Regions from separate parts of the Homo sapiens genome. Here all the other regions are linked to region 2. The links are chromatin contacts, found by Hi-C or POLR2A ChIA-PET in ENCODE. All regions are on one chromosome and are shown on one strand. Each heading gives the region's core, a stretch centred on a gene start or an enhancer-like site at or near the end of the contact. The rest is flanking DNA. Distances are from core to core; before and after follow the strand shown. Region 1 holds the start of TMC3-AS1 (TMC3 antisense RNA 1). Region 2 holds the start of TMED3 (transmembrane p24 trafficking protein 3). Region 3 holds the start of MEX3B (mex-3 RNA binding family member B).

Region 1 (3,576 bases), core at 7-2,506, 2.0 Mb after region 2:
ATACGTGGAAAAGCTGGGACTAGTCTTGGGCAAAGCTGTCCCCACAGCAGAATGTGATGAAGAAAAAGATCTTAACTGGCTGACTCCAAGAGCCGTGGGTGGTTTTTAAAATTATCTTAAAAGCCACCAGGCATTCTGTTTCCTTGAGCAACCCAGGGCTACTTAATGAAAAGTCAGAAGGGTCAAGCAAAACTACTCCCATGCTACCCTCTGGCAACGACAAAGAGAGGGGTTCATGCTGTAATGAAAAGTCAGAAGGGTCAAGCAAAACTACTCCCATGCTACCCTCTGGCAACGACAAAGAGAGGGGTTCATGCTGTAATGAAAAGTCAGAAGGGTCAAGCAAAACTACTCCCATGTTACCCTCTGGCAACGACAAAGAGAGGGGTTCATGCTGTAATGAAAAGTCAGAAGGGTCAAGCAAAACTACTCCCATGCTACCCTCTGGCAACGACAAAGAGAGGGGTTCATGCTGTAATGAACACAGAAGAAAACCTTAGTATGCATCAGATGCTGGATCAGACTTTACTGGATTTAAACAACATGTAAAAACCTCCTTAGCTGCGACCACATTCTTTCATTTTGTTTTGTTTTTAAACACCTGCTTACCCCTTAAATGCAATTTATTTACTTTTACCACTGTCACAGAAACATCCAGTCCTAAACAGCATTCAACAGCCAGGTGACCTTGGGCAAGTCACTGAGTGAAAGGAACAGATACTTACCACCTGAAGTCATTGTGAGCATAACAGGCCCAATCTTTTTTTTAAAGAAGAAAACAATCCCCATTGGAATCCCTCTCAATCGGGTCCAGGGGATTGGGGAGCAGAAAACAACGGGGAGAGGAGGCGCTTGGGGGCTTCTGGGGACCCGGGCTCCACGAAGCCGTCTCCGCGACCCCTTCCCGCCCAGCTCCTCACTCACGCCTTCCCGGCAAATCTTCCAGCCTGCTGTGTCCCGCCGGTACTGGAGCATCTTCTCGGCCACAGCCTCGCTCATCTGGGCTGCCAGCGCCGGGTCCATTGCGTCGGGAGCTGCGCTTAGCTGCGGGGTCGCGGGTGTTATGAGCGGCGGCGCTGGATCCCGGGTGCCTGGAGGCTGGAGCTCTGGGAGGAGCTCGTAGCCCCGCCTCTTTCCGCGCCCCCGCTCCCGAATTGGTCCAGGCCCTCAGACGGATCCCGCCTCCCGGAGATTGGCAGGACAAGGAGACCGCGGGGCCAGGCTCTCCAGTTAGCGTCAGCGCCTGGGCGGGTCCCGGACGCCTTGGGCGGGCCGGGTAAGGTCCAGCCGTATCCGCCTCCTTCATGTCCCGCTGTGGGAGGGGCTCTGGAGCGCCGGGACTGTGAGATGGCCAATGACGGTCTGACCCGTTGGGCCGGGCCAGGTCGCGGACAACGTCGACCGTTTGTTTAAGAAGCGTGGACTCTTGTCCTGAGTGCACCGAGGCTTTCAGCCTGCGGGACAGTGGTGCGATTTGCATTAGAGGTAATATGCTAGGGCGGCTGCTGCAGGGTGGGAGAGGAAATGCGCGTGGAGACTGGGCGCGTGCAATGGTGGGAGAGGTGTGTGGCAGGGGTGCGGGGAGTGGGGGTGAAGAGAAGAGGACCCATCGTAGAGTGTTTAGGAGATGGAAGGTGAAGGTCTCTGCCCCCGATTGTGGATGTTCAGAAGGAGAAAGCATCATGACTCCCAGCCTTGGCCACCTGGCAGCTTACCTGAGATGGAGAAGAGATAGGGTGAGTTCAGTTCTGGGCATATTTAGTTGGAGGTGCCTGAAGGGCCTTTAGTGCAGGTGTCCAGGAGTCAATGCAATGCGCTGACATCTGCGAGAGGCCCGGCTTTATTAGAGATATGGGAGTTCTCTGCTTCCAGCTGCCCTGGAGCTGCGGGGAGTGAGCCAGGGTCGCATCTTCACAGCGTGAATGGCAAGGACAGCCTCGGTTTCCCCTCTTCTGCGCTATCACCAACTAAATATTTGAAAAGGTTAATACTGAGGTCTATTTCTTATCTTTCTTTTTTATGTACTTATTGTTTCCTTTAAACTTTCGATATAAATGTTTGGAAGAGTAGTGTAAACAAATTGACAACTTGAAAGACCTTTTTGGAAGATGTGAAGGGCAGCCAGGCTGTGAAGAAGACCTGGATGGGGAATTAGGGAGCTCAAGATCTAAACCCAGTTTCACTCATTATTCTTTGAGCTTCAGTTTACTCCAAGGTGAAATGGGATACATCATAAATGTTCCTGGCGGGGTCCGGTGGCTCACGCCTGTAATCCCAGCACTTTGGGAGGCTGAGGCAGGAGATCACTTGAACCTAGGAGTTCGAGACCAGCCTGAGCAGCATGGCGAGACTCCGTCTCTACTAAAAATTCAAAAATTAGCCGGGCATGGTGGCGCGGGGCTGTAATCCCAGCTACTTGGGGGGGCTGAGGTGGGAGGATCGCTTCAACCCGGGAGGCAGAGGCAGCAGTGAACCGTGATCGCGCCACTGCACTCCAGCCTGGGCTGCAGAGCAAGATCCTGTCTCAAAAAGTAATAAAAATAAACAAACAAACAAATAAATGTTCCCTATGCCCTTGTGAAGAGAGAGGGAAGTAACGCATGTAAATACTCTTAGGACCCATAAAAGAAAAGACTAGTAAATTAATCCCATTAAAAAATTAAGCACATCAAAATTTCATAAAAAGTTAGATAATATGAGAAAAAAATCGGGACACACTTTAACACATAAGTTTTCTTATCGAACCAAGGGCTCATACAAATCATTAAGCAATTTTCAGACAACCCCATAAACAAAAAGAATGCATTAGACATGGAAAGATACTTTGTGGAAAAATTAATTGACATGGCTAACAAAGCTATAAAAAGATGCAGAACCTCACTCATTGTTAGGGAATTAAAAATTAAAGCAAGGAGAGGCTTTTCTTAAAACCTATTGATGGACAAACATGAAGTTTGTTTATACCCTGTGTTGGTGAGGGTATGGAGAAATAGTTGTTACACAGCGGATGAGAGTACAAATGTATGCAACCTCCTGGGAACAGAATAACAACATATATTAAAATTTTACTCTACTTGTTCTTTGATCCAGTGACTCTTCCTGCACAAAGATGCATAAAATTAATCTTGCAACTGGAAGTAACCTATTTACCAGTATATTAACCAAAGTTATAGAACATCCACTTAGTGGAATATTATGTAGCCATCAAAATAACCTAGCCCAGATGGTGGAAAGTGGGGATGGAGTAGACCCCCTGCAGGACTATAGTAGCACTATTTTGCTCCTAGGAAATGGGAACGTCTGGATATACAAAATATTTGGAGAAGCAAACTGTCCCCGAGGCCTGTGACAAACTGGAAGTAGGAGATTGGTGAGGTCAGGGCAGCCTTCAAGCAGAACACTCATTTATTTTATCACCGGAGGCCGGCACAGGGCAGAGTGAGCAGATGATTGGAACAGAGGGAAGGTGAGAGCTGCCCACACAGTGTTTGCCAGGGGCCTGGGACAGAAATCTATTTTGTAGTCTGTCTGAGGCTGCAGTTTGGAGCTGAAGGGGATGGAGGAATGACTGAGCTC
Region 2 (3,752 bases), core at 1,201-3,700:
GGTTTGCCCTATGGAACATGTAGGACAAGTGTTCCCTGAGGTATGGGTAGAGGCAGTGTGTTTAGTGGGAAGCTGGTAGTCTTCAGAATTAAGCAGATCTGGGTTCACTTTCTGGCTTAGCCATTGACAAGCTGAGTGAGTCTGGATACTATAGAAGATGGCTTAACAGCCATAATTCCTTCCATCCCAGTATGACCCTCCTTTGCAATGTGACTTTGCAACTCCTCAAATCCAGAGGTAGATTCCATTTTTCCACCTCCTTGAATCTGGGCTGGCCTTTGAACTTGCTTTGGTCAACAGAATGTGGAGAAAGTCATACTGGAAAAGGTCTGAAGCTTAGGTCTCAGGGGCCTTGCTCCTTCTGCCTAGTTCCTCTTGGGATGCTGCCCTGAACCTGCCATATAAGGAAGTAATCTAGCCTATTAGATGTAAGAGGATGCTTGGAGGAGAACCGAGGTGTCCCAGCCAACAGCCTGCATGCTCTGACTAGAGCTTCTTCAATGTCAGCTCCTCCCCTGAACTTATGCAGGTGTTTTCTTGGAACTTAAATGTAAGACTTAACATTTAATCCGGAGGAATTTATTTTGATTTTTAGAGATGGGGTCTCCCTTTGTCATCCATGCTGGAGTGCAGTAGTGCAATCACAGTTCACTGTAGCCTCAGACACCTGGTGTCAAGCAATCCTCCCACCTCAGCATCCCAAGTAGCTGGGACTACAGACCCACACCACCATGCCTGGTTAATTTTTGTTTGTTTGTTTTTGTAGAAACGAGGTTTCACTATGTTGCCCAGGCTAGATTCGAACTCCTGGCTTCAAACAATCCTCCTGCCTCAGCCTCCCCAAATACTGGGATACAGGCATGAGCTATGGTGCCCAGCCCGAAATTTCTTTTTGTTAGTCTTAGCAGAGCACTCCACCTGTGCCAGGGCAATCGTGTTTTTTTTTTGTTTGTTTGTTTTGTTTTTTTGAGACGCAGTCTTGCTCTGTCGCCAGGTTGCAAACTCCACCTCCCAGGTTCAAGCAATACCCCTGCCTCCCTGCCTCAGCCTCCCGAGTAGCTGGGACTACAGGCACGCACCACCACCCCCAGCTAATTTTTGTATTTTTAGTCGAGAAGGGGTTTCACCACATTGGCCAGGATGATCTCGATCTCTTGACCTCGTGATCCACCCGCCTCAGCCTCCCAAAGTGCTGGGATTACAGGCGTGAGCCACCACTCCCGGCCAATTGTGGTTTTATATCTGTCATTTATTTCTCCACTTAGTTCATCTAGATCAGATGATTATTACTTCCATGTTTTCTATCAGTTCCTAAAAAAAAAAAAAACGTGAAATAGGACCGTGCCAGGGAAGGAAGCTTAAGGGACACTACTAAACACCTCTTCCATGCCTGTCACTGAGCCAGTCAATATTATTAACTATGTTATGCATGCATGTTATTTCCAAGCCTACAGATTGCTTTCACACATTAGCGTGTTCATCCATAGTGAATGTGGCCAGCGGAAATCTATATGGGCAGTAACATTCTTTCCTGAAGTCAAGATATACCACGTCTAGTAATGCTCTCCTGAATAAGTTATTTATTGAGTATCGACATCACAATCTACGTCTTTTCTCTTTGTTTATTGGATCACAGTGAATATAAAACTATACCTATAGTTACGATTATACAAAAGAATCTTAAGTCAGTGGTCATGGGTAAGACAGTAAACCAATTTATCTGCTTTCAGAGCTTTTAAGAAGTCAAAGTGCAAAAATGACAGTTTTGTGCAAAAAGAATTTTCAACGAGCCTGACAGCCAAAATATACCTGAAGTCGCTGCGAGACTTTACTTGGATTTTCATGAGATCGTTTGTGTGTGAGCACGCTCGTGTTTTTCCCAGAGCAGGTGTAATGATGGGTCTTTACTTACTCTCCCCACTCCCCACCCCCTTCGCACACTCTTTCACCTTGGGAAGGGTATGGGAATGAAGAAAGGAGTGTTAATCGGGTTCCCAGCGTTCCCTTATCTTTCACCTAGCTCCCTAACTACTGTGGATGTTAGGTTTGGGCACACCCATTTCAAGACAAGGAGACTGGTTCTCGAGGGAAGTGTGAGACTGAAGTTACAGAGCCTGTCAAAAGCGGAGCCTTATAGAGGGAGTAAAATCCCACGTGCTTCGTGCTGCAGCAGCTGGAGGGTGGACCTGGGTCGACCTGGGGGGATGCTCAGCCCTGCGGGTCCGGGAGCGCGCAGAACAGCGGGGAGGGCTTCTCCCTCTTCTGGGTAGGGGCGCGCTAGGTGGAGCCCCACCTCCCCTCCGCGGAGACCCACCCTCCGAGCCGGGAGAGGCGTTGCGGGGGGGTGGGGGGGGCGTGTCCCCTGGCGCAGCGCGGCCAGCGCGCACGCGCAGCGGGCGGAAGGTGCCCGGGCCCACTTTGAGCGCGCGGCTGCGCACTGAGCCGCCGGCCCTCCCGGAAGCGCAGAGCTCCGCTGGTGCCACGTCTATCCCCTTACATCCTCCTAGGACCCGGTCGGTAGTCGTCGCCCCAGCCCGCCGGGGGCGCAGCGCCCGAGCCGCGGCCCTCGAGACGGGACCGAGAGCATCATGGGCAGCACTGTCCCGCGCTCCGCCTCCGTGCTGCTTCTGCTGCTGCTCCTGCGCCGGGCCGAGCAGCCCTGCGGGGCCGAGCTCACCTTCGAGCTGCCGGACAACGCCAAGCAGTGCTTCCACGAGGAGGTGGAGCAGGGCGTGAAGTTCTCCCTGGATTACCAGGTGAGGCCGGGCGCCCGGCAGCGCTCCCTTCTCCCTCCACTCCCAGGTCTCACCTGGACACTGGCTAGCCCCTGACTGGAGGCGCTCGAATTAGCCACAGGCTACAGGGAGGCTGCATGGGGTGGGAGTCCCCGGAGACCAGTTGACTTCCCCGTGAGGAGGAAGGTTTGGGTCATCAGGGCCCACCCGAGACGAGCCTGGCCAGCGAGGAGGTAGTCAGCGCCGCAGGTGCGAGCCCGGGATGGGGACGCCAGGGCGGATCCCGCAGCCTGGGGAGCTGGCCAAAGAGATATCCGCAGGCCCCCGAGACACTAACCAACGGCAGTTCTGATCGGCTGGACACAGGCTCTCTAACCCCAGTCTCTTAGACCACCTTGTGCCTTCGAGTACTGAAAAATGGCAGCAAGAGGAAGTGGGCTCATAGTTTTAGTTTATTCCTCCCCTCTCCAGCGTTTAAAGTTGGAGTGAGGTGAGGGCAGCAGAAGTGAGAATGGGCACTTTGGAAAGGAGGGATCAGTGCAGCCATTGAGGCCTGGCGGTGTTTACAAGGAGCGGTGTGGCTGCAAGACTTGGCTCTTGCCATATGGCTTAGAAAAGCTCAGTTCCTGTATTCCTGTCTCCTTTGAGAGATCCCGTGGCCCACAGGTGACAGGAGCAGGTCTTGAGTGAGTAGTCTGCCCCGATATTTAGTGAGCAGGTCTAGGGTTGGGGGCCAAGTGGGCATCATACTCAGACAGCTATCTGCTTGTGGACGCATGCTGATAGGCACTTCAGAAATGAGGGGCCACGGGCAGCAGGAATGGGGGCAAGCTATTTGACCAGTTCCTCTGTGGTTAGAGGCACTGAAGGAAGCTTGCGCTTGGAGACAACTTCTATGTGGTAGTCTCAGTCACTGATTTGTCCACTTTCAGGTCTTTGTGGACAACATGCAAATTGTGACTGGGTTAACATGGGCAACCTAGGTGCAATGACAAAAAGAATGATAATTCTGTGGTT
Region 3 (3,637 bases), core at 554-3,053, 2.7 Mb after region 2:
CTCGAGCGCGATCCACGTTCTCTGGCATGCCGGTCACCTCGAACACCGGCTCCTTATCCCGGCTGGGCGTCACGATGTACGTGTGCGTCTGCTGCTGGATGCGCTTGATTGTGGCGCCTTTGGGCCCCACCACGAGCCCCACCACGCGGTAGGGTACCCGCACTTGGATGGTGGTCTGCCCGGGCAGGTTGGGCGGCCCAGGCACCGCGCCGTTGAGTGCCGTGTTCTTATTCCGGGAGGCGCGGATCATGGAGAAGTGCTCGGCAGCAGAGATGATCTCCCTCCGAGCCATGGCCACATCCTCCTTCCTGCCCGTCACAACAAAGACAGGCTCCTCCCCGCGAACTGGGGTCTTGATGTAAGTATTGGTCTTCGCCCGCAGCGCTTTGATTTTACAACCTACGAACCAGGGTGCGGAGGAGGGAGTGGGAGAGAGAGACAGACACGCCCATTATCCTGGGGTAACCGCGGGGACCGGGGACAGCCCGCGTCCAGGACAGCGAGACGGCAGGACAAGAGATGGGCGGAAAGGGGGCGTCTCCCTCACTGACCTCGGGCCGCGCCACGGGCTGGGCAGCGGATCCCACCCGCGAGGCGCTCGAGGAACAGCCCATTGGCTGCCTGGCCCTCCCCCAGTGACTGCAGTCGTCCCGAACCAAACCCGAGAATCCCAGAAAAGTCATCTGGGGAGATGCCGCTGGGATCCAGCTGGGCGCGCCGTCAGCTCTGAAGACACGGGGAAGGGGCTCGGGGAAGGCAGCTGAAGTCGCGATGCCTCAGCGCTGGTCGACTGGGGGTAGGGGGTGGGGTGTGAGTCCCGGGACCCATTGTTCCTCCTCTGGGCTCCATTCCGCTTTGCAGAAATCCAGAATCCTCCTCCCATCCTATGCTCACTCCTCCTCCTTCCTCCTCCCAAAGGACTGATCAAAGGCCCCCTCCCCCAAGCATCTTACATTTAAATTGTCTTTCTGGAGGTGGGCTGGTTGGGGGGCGTTAGGGGAGAAGGCAGTGATTTTAGCAGAAGAAAGTGCATCCCGCCAGGGCAGCGGCGCGGCTCCGGGAGACAGCCTGCCTGCACTTTCTTTGTCTGGGGCGCCGGCCCATCGCGCGGCTCTTCCTCTCTCCCCAAGGCACCCCACGCCGCGGATCCCGATACTGAACACGCCTTCCCCTCGAGGCAGTGGCCTGAGACCCTACACCACCCCCACCCACCTCCCCATCCCTCCTCGACCTACCTTGCCGCCCCACGATCTCGGCGACATGCTCAGAACTGGGTACTGGCACGCACTCGGTCATGTTCACGCTCTTCTTGCGCGGCTCGCTGTCGTACAGAGAGGCGCCCTCGTCACTGTCCAGCCCCAGCAGGGAGAGCTGGTCGAGCGCGAGCTGCAGGGCTCTTTGGTCATCCAGGGTCTCTCCCCCTCCGCTGCTGCCGCCGCCGCCGCCGCCGCTGCCGTTGCGCTCCAGGTCTGCGAACAGCGAGCTGGGCATCGCTCGGCCGTGCGCGCCGCGCCCCCGCCGGCCCTCGGCTCGGCGGCGAGAAGCTGCGGCCACAAAGGCAGCCGGGAAGCGGGTGGTCAGGGGCGGGGAGGCCGGTCGCCTGCTGAGGGCTCCGTTGCTTCTTCCTCGGTGCTGGGAGGAGTGGGTCGCTCCGTGCGGTCCGCACCGGGCAGTGGCTGCAGGAGCCCCCACCTGGGTCCCCACCCCAGACCTGCTGGCGGGTGGGGTGGGGGCAGAGCTCTAGCGGTGGCCGCGCGTGCCCCCCGAGTGCCCGGCTGGCTGGCCGCAATGCCGAGCGAAAAGCGAGCAGGCGAGCGACAGAAGCGTTTCTTTAAGGAGCCCCTCCCCGGCTCCTCCACTCCCTCCCTCCCGCCCGCCCGCCCGCCCTCACTCAGCGCTTTTTCCTCCTCTCCTCCCCGCCTCTTGACTGAGCCTCTGCAGCCAGACGACTCCGGAGGGGGACGAGGGAGGCGCAACGTCACAGGCGGGAGCTGACACCACAATGCTACTGACACTATCGCTGGGGGAGGCGATTGGCGCGCGCCAGGCCGGGGGCGGGAGGAGGCCGCGGGTTGAGCGAGCGGAGAGAGAGCGCCACCCCCCACCCCCGCGCTCGCCGCAGCCCGCCCCGTCCTCCTCCCGGCCGCGCCCCTCCCCCGCCGCCGCTAACGCCTCTCTTTGTTGTCTAATGCGGGACTGGCAGGCTCGGGACACTTGGATGTACCTATCAGCCGAGGACAATCATTGTCCCTAAGTCTCCTCCCTCGCCTGACTGAGAAAAGAAAACGCGCCCAACTCTGATGCCTGGAGCCGGGCTCTAAAAGAGCGGTCCTCAGGAAGTCCCGTTAGTGGCTCCAAATAAACCATCCGTGGAGCCAAAGCTTCCTCTGTGAGAAGAGTCTGTAGTCCGCCCAAAAGGGCGACCCGAGCCCTCCGACACGGAAAACGGGACTCCAGGTCTTGGGGCGCACGGGCAGAGTGACTCCCGGCGCGGGTTGTCCACCTGCGCGGGAGCGCACGAGACACAAAAGCACACGCCCGCCCACACTGGCAACCGCGCGCGCGCGCGCCCGCGCCTGCATTTCTGTCTCCTTGGGCAGCACTTCGCCCAACTGGCCCTGAAACTGAGGATGGGAAAGCTAAAAGCTGGCTGCCGCGCGAGCTCGGCCCGCCCGGCCGCTGGCGACCTCTGGAATGCATGGCACCAGTGTCCAGCACACGCCCGGCGCCCGGGCCGAGACCCTGCGGGTTCTGACACGCGCACGAGCGCCGCGCCGCCACCGCGGGGACGCAGGCCACAGCGCCAGCGGGCGGCGCGGGCGTGCGCGCCCGCTGTTCCCATCCCTCCCCTCCGTGCCCCGCGGCCGAGCATGCGCAGTGCGCGCGAGGAGCGGGCGGGCCCTTTAAGGCGGGCGCTGCGGAGCGCGCGCCGGCCCCGCCCGCGGCCCCGCCCCGACGGGAGGTGAGCGCTCCCTGCCCGGCCGCTCTTTGTGCGCTTCTCGGGGTGGGGGTGGCGGCAGAGGGAGGTTGCGACGGCACTTGCCGGCGAGGACGGCGAGCTGCGCCCCCTCCCGGATCTCCCAGGGACCGTCTCCGAGTGCGAGAGAGAAGGAAGGAGGATTTGAGGGGCGGGCCGGGGCGGTGCGCGCTGGTCCTCTCCGCGCGCATCCCCCTCCGCCGCCCACTAGGGCGGACGCCCCTTCGGGCCCCGCGCGCTCTGCTGTCCTTTGTTCCGGGAGCCGCCGGGCTCGCCGCGCCCTTTGCGTCCCGCTGCGGATCGTTCCGCAGAGCGGCTGGGCCCGCGGTTCATAGAGTCGCCCAAGATCCTCACAGAGGGACGTCTTCCCAAAACAATGAGGCCATGCGGCCGCAGCCGCACACGGGCTGACTGGGGAGATCTCGTGGTGCCGCGGGGCGGTCCCGGGGCTCGAAGGCAGAGGCTCCCCTAGGTGTGCCCTGCCTGACCCCGGCTACAGGAACGAGCGCTGTGGGCCTCGGTTTCTCACCCGTAAAATGAAGAAAATAATCCCCGCCTTTACCACCTCGTGGGTCGTTCGGAAGATTAAATGCGACAGTGGATGGGCGCGCGCTTACAAATCAGTAGACAGTTCCGCAAGCGCCTTTACTTTTGAGAACG

The links. Hi-C counts contacts between places; a loop is a spot of excess contacts on that map. ChIA-PET counts read pairs that join two places held with the same protein, here RNA polymerase II (POLR2A). Pooled maps may share reads with other maps.
Region 1: a loop to region 2 is called in a pooled map, with 5 times the contacts of the local background. The contact joins the promoter of TMC3-AS1 here to the promoter of TMED3 in region 2. A Hi-C loop is called at or near these places in 4 of 50 pooled maps.
Region 3: a map of CD8-positive, alpha-beta T cell shows a loop between it and region 2 (15-fold over the local background). The contact joins the promoter of MEX3B here to the promoter of TMED3 in region 2. A Hi-C loop is called at or near these places in 2 of 168 maps with a recorded cell type or tissue (CD8-positive, alpha-beta T cell and naive thymus-derived CD4-positive, alpha-beta T cell), 1 of 37 single-sample maps with no recorded cell type and 10 of 50 pooled maps. POLR2A ChIA-PET finds 5 or more read pairs at or near these places in 1 of 52 experiments (GM12878).

What each region holds. Positions count from the first base shown.
Region 1 is chr15:81,323,077-81,326,652 of GRCh38, forward strand. It overlaps TMC3-AS1 (TMC3 antisense RNA 1), which reads left to right and starts at 1,257. Exons shown (of 7, transcript NR_120365.1): 1 at 1,257-1,485. STARD5 (StAR related lipid transfer domain containing 5) reads right to left here and starts at 1,065. Exons shown (of 6, transcript NM_181900.3): 1 at 925-1,065. The coding sequence starts at 1,023. RefSeq lists a silencer at 1,557-1,606.
Region 2 is chr15:79,308,662-79,312,413 of GRCh38, forward strand. It overlaps TMED3 (transmembrane p24 trafficking protein 3), which reads left to right and starts at 2,451. Exons shown (of 3, transcript NM_007364.4): 1 at 2,451-2,756. The coding sequence starts at 2,589. RefSeq lists silencers at 2,295-2,344, 2,555-2,624.
Region 3 is chr15:82,044,215-82,047,851 of GRCh38, forward strand. MEX3B (mex-3 RNA binding family member B) reads right to left here and starts at 1,804. Exons shown (of 2, transcript NM_032246.6): 1 at 1,236-1,804; 2 at 1-399. The coding sequence starts at 1,491. RefSeq lists silencers at 1,584-1,883, 2,734-3,053 and an enhancer at 2,107-3,053.